Linked DNA regions of Mus musculus: region 1 is linked to region 2. The links are chromatin loops, found by intact Hi-C in ENCODE. Cell type or tissue: left cerebral cortex. All regions are shown on one strand. Each heading gives the region's core, and the rest is flanking DNA. Links, peaks and the distances in the headings are about the cores only.

What was found. Peaks named below come from ENCODE experiments on the same cell type or tissue, not always from the same donor. Only the 100,000 strongest peaks of a DNase experiment are listed, where the experiment ranks them.
Region 1: it touches region 2 in a loop (7-fold over the local background); 6 of 42 quality-filtered maps call a loop at or near these places.

The regions. Positions count from the first base shown.
Region 1 is chr5:27,788,032-27,796,365 of GRCm38, forward strand. Paxip1 (PAX interacting (with transcription-activation domain) protein 1) reads right to left here and starts at 3,519. Exons shown (of 21, transcript NM_018878.3): 1 at 3,168-3,519; 2 at 612-746. The coding sequence starts at 3,248. In left cerebral cortex, for the core only: CTCF peaks have their summits at 3,488, 5,359 (motif pointing right) and 6,106 (motif pointing right); DNase peaks (open chromatin) are centred at 3,147, 3,612 and 6,098; H3K4me3 peaks cover 2,605 bases; H3K27ac peaks cover 1,675 bases.
Region 2 is chr5:27,839,174-27,847,507 of GRCm38, forward strand. Htr5a (5-hydroxytryptamine (serotonin) receptor 5A) reads left to right here and starts at 2,774. Exons shown (of 2, transcript NM_008314.2): 1 at 2,774-4,016. The coding sequence starts at 3,276. In left cerebral cortex, for the core only: a CTCF peak has its summit at 3,715; DNase peaks (open chromatin) are centred at 2,673, 2,909, 3,651, 3,902 and 3 more places; H3K4me3 peaks cover 3,790 bases; H3K27ac peaks cover 2,019 bases.

The DNA of each region.
Region 1 (8,334 bases), core at 307-8,306, 51 kb before region 2:
CCAAGTACTCACAAGTCAGACAAAGAACAATCCAGATGGCCAACAGGAGAACAGGTAGCACAGTGACCCTTACCATGGGAGATGAGGGCAGTTAGCAGGGCAGGGGCCTCTCCCCTCATCTATACAGCCGAAGATCAGGACCACTGGTCATCAGAAAAGGGTAGCTACCTCTACAAGGCTTCTGGGACCAAATATGTAAACTGCATATCTGACAAGGCGAGGAAGCCTGGGATAAGTTTCCTGGGCTGAAGAGTTGGCAGGAAATGACAGGGAGGGAGCATTCCCACAATGCCCAGGAATTTCTTTTTTAAAGGATTTATTTATTATTATACATAAGTACACTGTAGCTGATTTCAGACGCACCAGAAGAGGGTGTCAGATCTCATTACAGGTGGTTGTGAGCCACCATGTGGTTGCTGGGATTTGAACTCAGGACCTTTGGAAGAGCAGTCAGTGTTCTTACCCACTGAGCCATCTGGCCAGCAAGTCCCAAAGTGAAGGCAGGTGACTAAAGTTTATGGGCTTTGTTTACCTGATGATATCCTACTTAACACTGGCCTGCAGCAAGCCAGGCAGAAAGCCCTGGTGCAGAGGCTCAGGTTTCTACTTACCTTTACAACGGGCAAGTCAAAGACCTCACGGGCTTCTCCCACCTCTGGGTTGTCCCCATCCTCTGAAATGATGTGTGAGGCCAGGGCATTGTAGGAGACTTCCTTGGCTTTCCCAGCTTTAAGGAGCTGAATAACCTAAGGAAACAACCAACAGGACAATTAATAACAAAGTACTGTTCAAATAAGTTGTTAACTATAATGGAACATTTAATAAAAACATACCCTGTCCTTTTCCTGAGTGGAAAAGTCAATAAAATGCAGCAACCCTGATTCACAGTTGTCACAGAGATGGGGTGGCCAGTTAATAGCCATCTGCATACACCAGACAGACAGCATACACCAGCACCTGCTGAGTTCTATAGAGTACCTGTTCCAGGTATCCAACCCAAAGGCTGAGGACTGGTTCCACTATTGTTAGGAAGTTTCTAGAAGCAGAGACCCACCAGGAGAATCCTAACTTATAGATGTTCATCAAACAAAATATATATACCAAGGTAGGGCCTAGCGGGGGAACTCAGATCCAACCATGGTCAGCAAGTCCCAAAGTTAAGGCAGGCGACTAAAGTTTATGGGCTCTGTTATCCTACTTAACACTGGCCTGCAGCAAGTCATGGTCAGTGTAGTCTTTAGTGCTATGCATAGCAGTCTTTCCTTAAGTCAGGGAAGGATATCGCAAATGAAGATAGCACCACCAGATCTTACAGATGGACATCAACATGGGAGTACTTGTTAAGACACAACTGTGACCACTCTCACTACTGGAAGAGGCAGGTCACTAGAGAAATGTCAGCAGCAAACAGAATGGAATAGAATTAATCACACAGTAACTAGACAAGGTGTAAGCACAGCAGAAAAGCCGAAATGGAAATGCGGGCATCTCTCGGAGGGATTGACTGGAAGCAGAGAGAGGAAGAGGCACTGCTGGGTTTCAGTGTGGGCACACTACTTTTGGTCCTGTGTGATCTGGTGAGAGTCTCTCGGTCACATTGAGAGAGGAATGTGGCTCTCCAGAGATAACCTATTGCAGATGGGAGTCAAAGTTCTGAGAGTCAACGAGGCAGCCACCAGGCATCAGAGGAGAACAACTTGACAGTGGTGTGCAGGCCGGAGTCAAGGAAGAGCTGAAAGCAATGCAGTCTCGAATAGTCTGCAAGCACCATCTCAGAACTGGAGCAGCCGAGGAGGTCTGTACCCACTGCATGGAAAACCGACAGTCCCCAGCCACGAGCTGGCTTCCCTGGACCAAGTAACTTTACCTTCATACACAGACTTCATCCACCGGCTTTAGCCTCGCATCACTCAGAAACATGAACACAGCAAGCCCTCCCTGGCCTCGCCTTCTCAGGTCCCAGGGCTTTCTCTTCATGACAAATTTCCAGAAACAAGTCTGACTGCGCTGTCCATCTTTTCTCTGTATTCGCAAGGACACTCAAACCTCCTCAAACTGCGCATTACTAATTCCATCTCACAGGAGCCACACTGTAACTATGCCCAGTGACCGTCAGGACTCGGGCCAAGTATACACAAATGCCTTTAATGCCTAGCACACGCACTCCACACAAACAACTTCTTGGACTCAATATCCGTTTAACACTCAACACCTCCAGCACCTCCACCTGTTGTATTTGTAGGACTCAGTATTCAAGGGCACTCTTCTACGGCACTCCGTGTACCAGGCCCGATGCCCAGACTGTACTGGGGTGCTCACCACCTGTGAGCTTCCTCAATCTGTATTACAAAACTTAAAGAATGGGTGCCCTGGCTCTAAACCTTTTAAAGAAGGCACTATTTCAGAATACAAGGGCTTACAAGGGGGATTTTTTTAAAGCACTCAGATTTCACACATAGTTGGGCAAACAGCGCAGCTCAATGTGTTCTTGGTTTTAAGTGACATTTAGTCCAAGGCCCTTATAAGAGCAAAAGTCCTAAAACGAAGAACAAGAAAGGGTAAAAGAAGAAATGTGGTGGTAGTAGTGGGGTGATCGGTACTAGAAAAAGTCAGCTACAATCACTGATCACACAACCGAAGACCCAACGGACTTTGGTTACTAGGATACAAGTATGAGTCTCTGGAAAGCCAAGCTCAGTGGCTCTTGGACAATTCCTTCCTTAGGACCCGTTTAGCTTACATTACCAGACACCGAAGGCGACACAACTGTAAGCATAGTTTAGAAAAGAAATGTTTGGGGCACTGTCCTGAAGATACCACGATCACAGCCACTGTCCTGTGGATGGATTCAGACCCACGATCACACGCACGAATCACGGTGACCGTGTAAGCAAGGGTACCTTCCATACCTACCGTACAATCCACCCTAAGGGAAAAATCAGGGGCCGGGAGGACAGGCCCCTTGGCAAGGGACACGCTCAGCAGGGCCCCGGCAAGATGCTCGGCCGGCCGCTGCGCTAGGTCGGTGCTCGCGAGGCCCTTCCCGCGGCCCTTCGCTGCCCGGCGTGCCCCGCGGCTCCGGCCTGGGGTCCTGCAGGGCGCGCGCGCGACGAGGCGGGGGCGTGCGGGGGGAATGGCCCGGCAGAGGGGCCCCGCGCGGGCGGTACCTGCGGGTCGATGTCGCCCACCGCGTAGTACTTGACCTCGCGGAATAGCTCCTCTGGAACTTCGGGCGCCGGCTCCGACATGATCGCGGCGGCGCGGCGGCGCCCGGCCCCGCGTCACCCGGCCCGCCGCGCCCAGCGTCGTAGCTCTGCCTACTGCCCGGCGGCACAGCCCGGCCCGCAGCCGCAGCTGCACTCGGACCCGCGCCCCCGCCCGTCCGAGGCCCGGAGCGCGGGAGCCGTGCGCGCCCTGAGGCACGTACCACCACACCAGCTCGGCAGGGGAGTATGTGGGACCCTCCCGCCTTGCGCGCCGCACAGCGCTCCTTACACCACCGCTTCGGGCATCAGTGCTGATGGTCTACAATAGTTCGTACGGCACATGGCAGCCTTGTCCCGGCCGAGTTTTCACGACCGAGAACCGAGGACACAGAGAGACTATTTCCCTCACATGGCCGCAGTGGACTAGCCAGGGGGCGGGTCCTGGGCGGGACTCCCGTCACCCCGTGCGGCCACCTGACAGCGCATGCGCCAAGGAGGCGGAGCCTCGGCACGGAAGGGGACCTGAACAATCCAGCGTTCGCTCTTCAGCTGTCGCCAGCGCTGCTGTTGGACAGCACGCGATCCGGCCCAGAGTCAGGCAGACCCTGGCTAATGGTTACTTTCCTTCGTCTGCCCCTTCCGCATCTACTGAGGTAGTTGGCGGGGAACTGATCTTCGATGAGGCAGGTTAAGAGCAAAGTAGGAGCCGGCGACATAGCTCAGCAGGCAGACATCTGCCGCCAATCTGAGTTCGATCCCTGGGACACACGTGATGGCAAGCAAGAACCGGCTCCAGCAAGTTGTTCTCTGGCCTCCACAAGCACACTGTTGCGCACACACGTACACACATTACACACACACTCTCTAAATAAATGTACATTTTTCTACGTGTATTGGAGTTTTCCCTGCATGTATGTATCTGCACCCTGTGAGTGTCTGGTGCCCACAACAGTCAGAAGGTGGCTTCAGGATCCCCTGGAACTGAAGTTACACGACACGTGGGTGTTGGGAACCAAATTTGGAGATGCTGCAAGAGAACCAAGTGTTCTGAACTGCTGAGCCGTCCAACCCTCGGTCAACATAGTTTTTAAAGGTAAACAGCAAAATCTATAAAAATTATCTTAGCAGATAATTATATTAAATATGGATGTGTAAAGTTACAGGAAACAATGACAAGCTGAAACTGCTGTGGGGCGCTCGCAGAATGACAAGTCCCGCAACTCGTGATACTGCTCTTTAATCAAGTTTTGTGTTTTCTGTGACCTTCATGCAGATAGAGTGTTGTTCTTTTTTTTTTTTAAGATGTATTTATTATTATAATATGTACGTACACTGTAGACACATCAGAAGAGGGCATCAGATCTCATTACTGATGGTTGTGAGCCACCTTGTACCTTGTGGTTTCTGGGATTTGAACTCGGCCTTTGGAAGAGCAGTCAGTGCTCTTAACCGCTGAGCCATCTCCCCAGCGCCCCCCCCTCCCCCCCGGGTGTTGATGTTCTTATAGTCTCAAACGAACTCAGAGCAGAGCCATTTTGTTTTACAGCGATCAGAAAATAAGCACCCTGTTTAAGTTGGATAAACTGAGTTCAGTTAGGTTAAAAACAAATGGCTTGGCAATTAGGATCATTTACTGCTCTAGCAAAGGACCCAGATTTGATTCCTGACATCCACACGGATGTTCACAGCCACCTATAACTTCAGTTCCAGGAGCTCCAATACCCTTCTGGTGTCTGAGACTATTACAAGCACTGGGTACTACAAGCACAGGCAAAAAGTGAATGTGAAACTAGAAAACACAGTAATGGGAGTACAGTCCCCTCTGCCATGAGAAACCAAAGGAGATGATTGAGATAGTATTTTCTTATGGCGCTTTGGAAGTCAGTAGAGTGTGTGTGCATGTGTGTTTCTATGTATGAATGATGTATGTGTATGAGAACTTCCAGCTGTCTGCACCTCCAGTTACAAGAGTTCTGAAGCCCTACACATACAAATTATGCAGGCAAACGAACTAAAAAATCTTTAATAAACTAAAAATACATTTGGATAAGTATACAGTGTTTTCATTTAGTTGTTCTGTTTAGGTGACTACACACCCAGTAAAGTTAGGTATTTTTTTAAAAAGATTTATTTATTTTATGTATATGATTACACCACCATTGCTTTCTTCAGACACACCAGAAGAGGGCATCAGACTCCCTTAGAAATAGTTGTGAGGCACCATGTGGTTGCTGGGAATTGAACTCAGGGCCTATGGAAGAGCAGTCGGTGCTCTTAACCACTGAGCCACCTCTCCAGCCCAAGTTAGGTATTACTAAGTTCAATTTAAATGTATAGGCTGCAGCCTAGCTTCTTAAACTTTATATCATGACTCCATTTGCGGATCAGAAAATAATTGGCAGCAGTAGAAGGTTTCCAAACATGCAAGGGTCAAAAATTATTTTAAAAAGTGTGGTAAATCCAAGGTGTTTCTGGTCATGCTGGCCCATGCCGCACTGTACCCCTTCACGAAGCCTTGGTTCTGAAACAACACATGCACTGTGTATTCAGGGGTCATATGATACAGGGCCAGCAGATGCTGCGGAAACACCTCAGCTCAGATTCGGGACTGCTGTCTCCCATGAATTCCAATGTTTGTACTGTACATACAGAATTTTCTGCTTGTACAGAAACATAATGGCTTAATTTCAGGAAACAAAGACTTATTTCCCAAGTAATCCATGCCTGTCAATTAAAACCAGCAACCAAACGCCTCCTCTTGTACTCAGGAAGCCCCAAACACTAATTGGCAGCCCTGAACTGTCTCATGTTGCCTGTGTCAACCTTTTTGAAAGATACATGTAAAAGGGCTGGGGGATGGGATGGGTGCATTTCACACTGCTGTGCTGGAGATGACCAGCAGAGGGCATCCACCCTAGGGCTGGAATGCATGTATGGTTGTGTACATGTAGGTGATAGAAACCAAATTTGTCCTCTGCAAGAGTAGCAAGCCATGCAAAGTATTGAGCCACCTCTCCAGCTTCCAACCCAACCCACTACTTCCTGACCTGTGCTGTCACTTTGCTTTTGACTAAAGCTTCTTTACCACTTTGCAAATGTGTATGTGTGGTTTTTTTTTTTCAATTCCTTGACTAAGATACCAAAAACACAGAAACACCCTGTCAGAGACTGACCATCAGTAGCCCCTTGAGTAGGAGAAGAACAAAGGACTTGTTCTGCCCACTCTGCCTCCAGGGCCCATCATTTCACCCCAGGCTTCTTTTCTACCCTTGCATCCATCCAGCCCTAGTGCCCCTTCATTCCCTCTGAAGATGATCCTGACCTCAGCATGCTGCTTCAGTTATGCATCCCACAGATGGACATGAAACAGGGACAGTGAGATGTGTTTTATTAATATGCCTACATCCAGAAACTAAGAAATAATATGCACCGGTGAGCCTGATTCTGATAAGAAAGCACAACAAGAGACCTACAGATGAGGGTTCTGTGTGCCAGAAGAGCTGGGGAGAGTTGGGTTGTGTGGGGGAGAGGTTCATTCCCTTTTCTTAGGTAGCAAACCTACTGTTTAAAACAGGGCTTGGTGGTGCTTACCTATAATCCCAGAACACAGAAGGTGGATGCAGAAGGGATTGAAGTTCAAGGCTAGCTCAAGCTATATACAAGGCTAGCCTTGGACAACACAAGAACCTGCCTTAAAGAAGAAATGATAGCTAACATGTAAAGGAAAACAGGAGGATGTGAATACAAGCTTCTCAAGGCACTCATTCAAGTGCTATGGCATACACATATACAGTTGAGGTGGCATTGAAAGTCATATGCTCAAAAAATTGAAGAGATTACTTTTAAAAAATTATGTAATACTATATAGCTCAAACTTTAACATGTTGTTGACATCAAACTTTTGATGTTCCTGTCCCCACCTCCTGAATCTGTGGGAGTGTACCACTACAGCTAGATCGGCTGCTGCTTATCTACAAGACCTTCCTTAATGACTAAGATTGTCAGGTGGGGCCAGGCAAGGTGATTTCCAGGTCACCCTTGTTTACATCTCGAGTTCCAGGACAGCCAGGGCTAGACATTGATCCTGTGTCAAAGAAAGAAAGAAAGAAAGAAAGAAAGAAGGGAGGGAGGGAGGGAGGGAGGGAGGGAGGGAGGGAGGGAGGGAGGGAGGGAGGGAGGGAGGGAGGGAGAAACTGTTGTGTGGCTATATGCCCATGAATCTCACTTAGAGATTTACAGGCTTAGACTTAGACAAGACTCTTCAAGGTCACAGGAATATCAACAGGACATCTTTTTGATTATAGACATGGCTCCTAAGTGAGATTTCCTTTTTGAATTTTAATTGTATTTATTTATAAAATGTACGTGCATGTTTGGTGTGTGACAAATTGGGATTCCTTTCTATTGTTCTGATAAAATGCCATAACCAAAAAGAATATATAGAAGGGAAAATGTCTTTGGGTTTACAGTTTTGAAGAGAGAATCCATAACGGCAGGGAGTCACAGCAGTAGGTAGCAGGAGTTCACAGTTCCAAGAACAAGCCAAAGCAGAGAGTAAAGAGGAAGGGAAATAGGGCTATGACGTCTCAAAGCCTGCCAGAGTGGCATTCTTCCTCCTAAAGGTTCCATAACCTCCCTAGACAGCATCATCAATGGGGGATGGAGTGTTCAAGTATGTGAACCTGTGGGAGACATTTCTCATTCAGACTGCCAGTGCACACGTAGCTCACTATGTATGTAGAGGTCAGAGATGACTCTATGTTGTTCTCTTCTTCCACCTTTGTCCATAAGTTCCAAGGATCAAACTCAAAGATCAGGGCCGTGTAGTGAGCATCTTTATCCTTTGAGCCATCTGCCTGGCTCTTTTTGTGAGAACTCTTGGTTCTTAGCCATCGGAGATAAGGGAACCCCTTTGCCTGCCATTCCTCATTTTCCTGTCATTCTATCCGGCCTCAGTTTCCTCCTCTAAGACTTTGACTACTCAATCTTAAGGACTATTAATGGCTGAAGTTCTATTTCCTGGGGGTTCCTTCTGTTGAATTGGAACATAGGGTCTACCTATTCAGAGTAAAAGTCTCCGCCTGCCTGATCTAATTAAAACAGGAAAAGTCCTTGTAGGCATAAATTT
Region 2 (8,334 bases), core at 271-8,270:
TAAAAAACCATCATTGGGCCAGGGAGAAGATTCAGCAGGAAAAGGTCCCAGCTGCAGACTGATGGTCTGTCTGAGTCTGGCCCTAGAACCTACAGGTGAAAGAAGAGAAACAATTCCCAAAAGTTGTTCTCTGACCTTGACATCTGTACCGCAGCACTTGCACACACACACACACACACACACACACACACACACACACACACGACACACAACAACAACACACACACACTAAAGAACCCTAATGGGTACTGTGCCTTTTGAACTGGACCAAATCCCATTCAGGAATTTGTCATACCAACCCAACAACAACACACACACAAACAAGAACCCTAATGGGTACTTTGCCTTTTGATCTGGACCAAATCCCATTCAGGAATTTGTCATACCAACCCATAGTCATTTGGGTTATTGAATTATTCAGAATTTCCAGATGGTGACACATTTATAATGCAGCATCATGGGACTGGGGTGATGGTTAAATGGTTAAGAGCATGTATTGCTCTTCCAAAGGACCTGAGTTTGGTTCCCAGCATCTACATCAGGCATCTCACAGCCACCTGTTACCTCAGATCCAGGGGATCTGATGCATATGTGACCACATATGCATATAATGACCACATGTGTATAATCTATAAAAAATTATTTCACGTGCGTTGGTATTTTGCCTGCATGTATATTTGTGTGAGGGTATCAGAGCCTCTGGAACTGGAGTTACTAGAACTGGAGCTGCAGGCAGTTGTAAGCTGCCATTGGGTGCTGGAAATTGAGCCTGAGTCCTCTCCAGCCCCACATAAAAAGAATTGCATTCATTAACTTTAGCATCAACCTTGATTCACAGGTCTCTAAGTACTTGTAAGCTGCCAGATTTCTAAAGGTGTGTTTGAATGTTCTAAAATATTGGCAATTATTTTCCTTAAAGGCTTACCTCACTCCTTTGAAAGAAAATATCTGCTGTATATGCAAGTGTGAAAAATGGTAGCTTATCTGTCCATAATTCTTTTAAGGAAAACATTGTTATTTATTTTAAAATACTTCCAGTTCTAGCCAACACATATGTAAGTATGTACATAGCACTCCTTAACAGAAGCATGTCCCACATTTATACCACCAACATGGCTATTAACATTTTTAAAAAGCAAATATTACCTTAGTATTGTTGCAGAAAAATTTGATCCAAGAAAATCCAGTGAAAGGTGATGGGGCTACCAAGGGTCAATGGCTAATTGTGTGTGTGTGTGTGTGTGTGTGTGTGTGTGTGTGTGTGTGTGTGTGTGAGAGAGAGAGAGAGAGAGAGAGAGAGAGAGAGAGAGAGAGAGAGAGAAGGCAACTTCTGTGATCATTTTGTAGGCACTGTCCACATTATTTTATGTCATTGGCCTGGAACTCTCCAGCTAGGCCAGGACAACCAGTACACTTCAGAGACCTGCCCATCTCTAGCCCACAGTGCTGAGATGACAGATGTGTACTACCATATCCTCTTATTTATGTATTACTATTATTATTATGCACACACACAAGCTCCTGTGTGTACTGTGTGTATGTGGGTGTCATAAGCCATAGTGCACATGCAGAGAGACAGCTTTCTGCAGTTGCTTCTCTCCTTGAGGGCTGGGGCTGTAGCTCAATGACAGTGTTCTTTGCCTAGTATGTGCAAAGCTCTGGGCCTCAACTCTTACACTGAAACAAAGAAAACTCCTAGGTCAGACCTTTTGATAGTTTTACAAGCATGCATGGGTAATTTTTTTAAATTTTATTTCATTTATTTTTTGAGTCGGAGTCTCACTATGTAGCCCTGGCTGGCCCTGACCTTGCAGAGCTCCACCGGCCCCAAGCTCAAGTGCTAGGATTAAGGGCTGAACCATCATGACTGTCTCAATACTTTTCAAGCATGTTTCAAGCATTTCAAGTGCCGTAGAGATTTTCTCTTTTTTTTCTTTAGGGTTTGTTTTTGTTGTATGTGTATGTTTACATGCTTGTATGTGTACATGGTGCCTGTGGAAGCCAGAATAAGGTGTCATATCCCCTGGACATGGAGTTACAGCCAGTTGTGGGCCACTGTGTGAGTCAGTCCTGCGAACCAAAGCAGGTTCTCAGCAAGGGAAGCCAATGATCTTAATGGCTGAGCCATTCCCTCCAGCTTCTTTTCCATAGAAACTTCTGTAGAGTCACTAGAGAGGCTCCTGTAAGCCTCTTTCTAAGCTCAGGAAACAAGCACCCTATCTCCAACAGTCATCAATCTTTCTCCTTTAAAACAAACAACTCTTTAAGTGAGGCCACCGAGCTCTCCGAGTTAGGAGGCAACCACATACGGAAACCTGGAAGGGAACAACAGTAGGCTGTTAGGAAGTTAGTTGGTTAGTTGGTTGGTTAGTTAGCCTAACCCAGGACACCTGTACTTCAAGCAAATGGCTCGAAGTCTCAAAATCACCTTCAGAGGGAGCATGAGTGCTGGAAGAAGGGTTTAGGAAAGTTTACTAATTAATTCCCGGCCACTGACCCAGTGGTAAAGAGCGATGGGACTGTGGATAGACACCAAGCTGCGTGCTGGTATAGGCAGCGGCACCGTGGACAGCGCCAAGCACTGAGCTGCACACAAAGCCAGTGCTGAATACTCCCATGCAGAGAGCCGGGTGGAGAGAGGCGGCTTCATCAGCTGATGCCTTACGTAGTGCGGGAGCCCCACTTTGCTAAAGCAGGTCTGGGTGGGCGCGCCAGCGTGCCCTCTCGGAGCAGCAGCCTCAGGCACGGTGGAGAGAGATCAGGACAGGGCAGAAGGCCATCTCCAGAAAGCAGGTATCTACGTGGCTTCCAGTCCCCAACCCCCACCCCTCGGAGCCACTGCCGGGAGAGGGGGGAGGTGGGCAAGGAGCAACCCTGGACCAGCGACTGTTCTGACGCACTAGCTGAGTTCTGGGCATCCACCCTGCACTGGGCGGGGGCCGACCTCAAGGATGCTCTGCTGCAGGCGACCAGACAACAGTCTCCGCCTAGGTGAGGAACAGCAGGCATGTGATAGCAAAGGCGGGCCCTGGCTTCTAGATTCAGCCCCTTGAGTCCGCTTTCCATATCTCTAAGGATACCTGGGCTGCGCTGCTTGTAGCCCAGCACCCTCCTCTCTGCTACAATTTCCTCCGGACTCTGACTGGGTGGAGACTGAGGCCAGGTTCTTGGCTCTTAGCAAAATCCTCTCCATTGGCCATCGGTCGCAAACATCTAGATTGACTTCAGTGGGCTCGGTGGCAACACAGTCTAAACACAGGTGTCCTGGGACAGCAATGGATCTGCCTGTAAACTTGACCTCCTTTTCTCTCTCTACTCCCTCCTCTTTGGAACCTAACCGCAGCTTGGACACGGAAGTCCTGCGCCCTAGTCGGCCTTTTCTCTCAGCTTTCCGAGTGCTAGTCCTGACTTTGTTGGGCTTTCTAGCTGCGGCCACATTCACTTGGAACCTGCTGGTGCTGGCTACCATCCTCAAGGTACGCACCTTCCACCGAGTACCACACAACCTGGTAGCTTCCATGGCCATCTCGGATGTGCTAGTGGCTGTGCTGGTTATGCCACTGAGCCTGGTACATGAGCTGTCTGGGCGCCGCTGGCAGCTGGGCCGGCGTCTATGCCAGCTGTGGATCGCATGTGACGTGCTCTGCTGTACTGCCAGCATCTGGAATGTGACAGCAATAGCTCTGGACCGCTACTGGTCAATCACGCGCCACCTGGAGTACACACTCCGTACCCGCAAGCGTGTCTCCAATGTGATGATCCTGCTCACCTGGGCACTCTCCACTGTCATCTCTCTGGCTCCACTGCTATTTGGCTGGGGAGAGACTTATTCTGAGCCCAGTGAGGAATGCCAAGTCAGTCGCGAGCCTTCCTACACCGTGTTCTCCACCGTGGGTGCCTTCTACCTGCCGCTGTGCGTGGTGCTCTTTGTGTACTGGAAAATTTACAGGGCGGCGAAATTCCGCATGGGCTCCAGGAAGACCAACAGCGTCTCCCCCGTACCCGAAGCTGTGGAGGTGGGTGCTATAAGGATCGTTAGAAAATACGTCACTTGTATCTCACAGGCTTTTCTTGCAGCGCACTTCACCTTATGTCTGTGGAAGGTAAAACTCTCCAGTTTGGGGAGAGGTAGATGAGGGAGGAAGGGGGGGCTCAAGAGCCAGAGACTCCCTTTGCTCTAAGCACTGAATTACAGAGGCCCTCCCATACTGAATGTCTGGGGGATTGTTTTCTTTCTTGAAAAATGAGGGGTTTGCCATCCACATTCTACCTGGTCCACTTTGGTACTAAAGTCCTGTGGATGGGCAGTACCTGGGAAAGCTGGTGTCTTGGAGACACTGGCTCAGTAACTCAGGAAAAACAAACAAACATGCAGTTTTCTGCATGGGTGTTCGGAGGAGGGAAGATTAGAATGATTGACAGGATGAGTGCCACATAGCAGGCATACCATTTGTGTTGTTTTCTAGGCTGTCTTGCAAACTATAATTTCTGGGTTGCTGTCCTTCTTCATTCTTCAGTGTCCTAGTAATGCCACCCCCCCCCCCACACACACACCATAAGATTAAAGACAACTGTGTCATGGTGACTGCATGTGCTGTCCTCTTCCCTTGTGGGTTGTAACAATGCTTTCTGAGTCTATTTACTGCAGCCCCGTTGGGCCATGGGCGCCACTAAGGACCACTTGGCCTGACTGCCTTCTCTTTGAGTAATATGCAGGAGAAAATTGAAGTTTCACATCAGACAGCTTCCCAGCTCCCAACAGCTGGCATTTGAAGCAGACAATCTCTAAATGGAAGTCCTGCTTTCTTCCACCCTGTCCCACCCATGCTTTCTCTGCCTGCCATCTCCTTAACTCCTTGAAGATCCGAGCTGTGAGTCAGGGTTCTCCATGAAAAGGAGCCAGCTCCCTACTCATCACTGAGAGTCTCACTTGTCTACTGAAGTCACATCAGACAAGGACACAGTCTCTGATTCCTGTTGCTAGGCTCTGGGGCAGCAGACTAGTCTAAATGAATGTGTAGAATATGTTGTGCTGGCTTGATGTAAAAACAAGCCTGAGAGTGGGGGTTATTTGTGAAGGCAATGTGAGTGTGCTGAGTTTCCACTCACTAAAGCTTAGGTGTAGGCAGGAGAAGGAAAAAGCATCCCTTTTGTTTTTAGAATACAAACAAACTTTGTTGGAGGCTATCTGTTTCCCCATCTCCAACAGTGGCCCTCCACCAAGCATGACGTTTGGACTGCCTGATGATTTCTAATAGTGCAGGGTGGCCCCAAAGAATTTCGAGGATCAGAATTCATAGAGCTGAATTTTGGAAACTCTGCTGCGTCCACCAAGAAGCAGGGAACTGGGTTCTAAGTAGCTTTAGGCTACTAAAGCTTGGAGTCCACTTCTGCTTTTCCTGGTATGAGAAATGGGAACCCCAGCTTTGCTTTCCCCTGAATTTCAATGACCATATAAGAAAGATGAAGTTGGTTCTAAGGTCTATCTCTAGCCTGGGGTGAGACCTAGCACTCCATACAGCCAAAATGGAGAGCAGAGGGATAAGTTGCCCCCTGATGAGACAATGTACTTTCCTTTTCTGAATCTTCTTCTCTGGTGCAGCCTCTTGTGAGTTAACCCCATGTGACCTTCCCTGCTTGCTTTCTTTCTTTCTTTCTTTCTTTCTTTCTTTCTTTCTTTCTTTCTTTCTTTCTTTCTTTCTCTCTCTCTCTCTCTCTCTCTCTCTCTCTCTCTCTCTTTCTTTCTTTCTTTTTCAGACACTGGCTGAAGGCTATGAATGCTTTCACTGAATGCTTTCATTGGTACTCTGGGCACTTTCACTTTCTCTCTGAAGCCCCTTCTCCGTTTGTCCCAAGCTGCTTGCTCACAACAATTACCGGCATGACTTTCTCTCTCCTTCTTCTCTATTTCCCAGCTATTGACAACTGGAGAGATTCACAGCTTGCCTGATCTGTTGTTTTTCAGTGTGTGTGCCTGTGTGTGGGGTAGGGTGTGTGTGTGCATGTGTGTAAATCAGAGGACAACTGGCAGGAATTGGTTCTCTGTTTCCAACCAATGGGTTCCAGGTCATCAATGTTAGAGGCAAATGTTTTTACCACTGAACCACCTCGATATTCTCAGATAATTTTTATTGCATTTTAAAAATTATTTTATTTTATGTGTTTTATGTGTTTAGGTATTTTTCATGTATGTATGTATGTATGTGTATATATATGTATGTGTGTATATGTATATATATATGTATGTATGCATGTGTATATATATGTATGTATGCATGTGTATATATATGTATGTATGCATGTGTATATATATGTATGTGTGTGTATATGTATATATGTATGTATGTATGTATGTATGTATGTATGTATTATGTATACCATGTGTGTGCCTGATATACATACATACAAAGGCCAGAAGAGGGTGTTGGATCACCTGGAACTGGAGTTACAGTTGTGGTCTGCCACATGAGTACTGGCATCAAATCTGGGTCTGTTGGTTAAGCTGTGTGTACTCTTTTATTTTTTGAGACGTGGTCTCACTATGTAGCCCTGGCTGTCCTGGAACTCACTTTGTGAACCAGGTTGGCCTCAAACTCAGAGACCCACTTGCCTCTGCTTCCATAGGCTGAGATTAAAGGTGTGTGCCACCACCCCAGCTGAACAGCTGTAATCTTAACCTCCGAGGCATCTCTCCAGCCCACCCCAGACAAATTTCAAACTGTATATCAAATGAATTGATCTTTATAGTGTGATGGCTAGAGGCAGCTTTAACTCAGTGCAAACTGGCAGCCACAGTAGAGGCAAATGTCTTTTCAAGTTAGGATGGGGGCTTGGTAGGTGACTACATTCCCTCTGGAATAACTTCATTGAGCAGATCTTAAATAGTGACTTCAAGCTAATAAGAGATACTGATTCTTTTAAGGAGCTTTCTGCTAATAGATTATGATAGATATAGATTGATGACAGTGATAGATGATAGATAACATATAATTGATACATGACATATATAAAAAGATGAAAGGCAAATAATAGATAATCCATTGGTATATGTAGCCTCCCATACTTCTGAGGACAGAGGTTTATTTAGGGGTATCCAGAGAACCACATCTTGCATAGATCTCTGGTCTTTACTTTTTAAGACTATTTGGAAAGGTCTAGCTTCATGTTGGATACTTTCTAAGTTGGTAGGTTTATAGGTCCATTTACTTCTTACTTTTGAGTCCATTTATTTAAAGAAAAAACTAAGCTAGTCATGGTGGTGTACACCTTTAATTCCAGTACCCTGGAAGCAGAGGCAGGAAGATCTCTGTGAACTTGAGGTCAGCATAGTGAGTTCCAAGACAACCAGAGCTATAAAAAAAGATAGAAGAATCACCCTAAAATCCTGACTCTGAGAGCCAATCAACCAGTCTGAGCCATAGCATCTCACCAGAAGGCATTCACTGGACCCCAGTCTCAGGCACCAGCCAGCTTATGCTTTTGTCCAGGGACTACTGGCTCTCTGAAGAGAGAGGGAAAGGGAGAGGGAGAGGGAAAGGGAGAGGGAGAGGGAGAGGGAGAGGGAGAGGGAGAGGGAGAGGGAGAGGGAGAGGGAGAGGGAGAGGGAGAGGGAGAGGGAGAGGGAGACCTAATTCGAGACCTAACTGCAGACTGCTACGTGAAGCTTTAGTTACTTGAAGCAAACAGCTCAACACGATGGCCTGGCACATGGACATCCTTGTTTGCAAATTCTGGAAGAGCAAAACACCACCCAGCAGTAAGAGTTCAGGGAGCATCCAGAATCCAAAGAGCCAGTAGTCCCTGGACAAAAGCATGAGCTGGCCGGTGCCTGAGACTGGGGTCCAGTGAATGCCTTCTGGTGAGATGCTATGGCTCAGACTGGTTGATTGGTTCTCAGAGTCAGGTTTTTAGGGTGACTCTGATTTGATTGGCTGGCTTCCGAGTAAGGACTGAGGGTTAATGATGACTGGCTCCTTCACAAGCTTGTGCTAGGGGAAACTGCATTGTCCTTGATCAGTGGAAGAGGTTTACACAACCAGCAAGCTTCCTTGTTACCATAGCTACAGAACAATCATCCTGCCTTGAGTCAGAGCATTTTTATCACCACCATATTGAGCTTCTAATCTGTATATCTGTCTCTTGAGCGTTCTGGCAGGTCCAGGTGACCGGCCTTACAAATCAGCTGAATCCACACTTCGGAGCTGAGAGTCACTGTTCTCAAACTTCAGCACCACAAATCAGGGTAATATTAATTGACAGTAGTAAGAACATGGTAGATTTGTAGTAAAACTGTAAACAATTATTTAACATATCAACACTTGGGGGGGGGGAGGG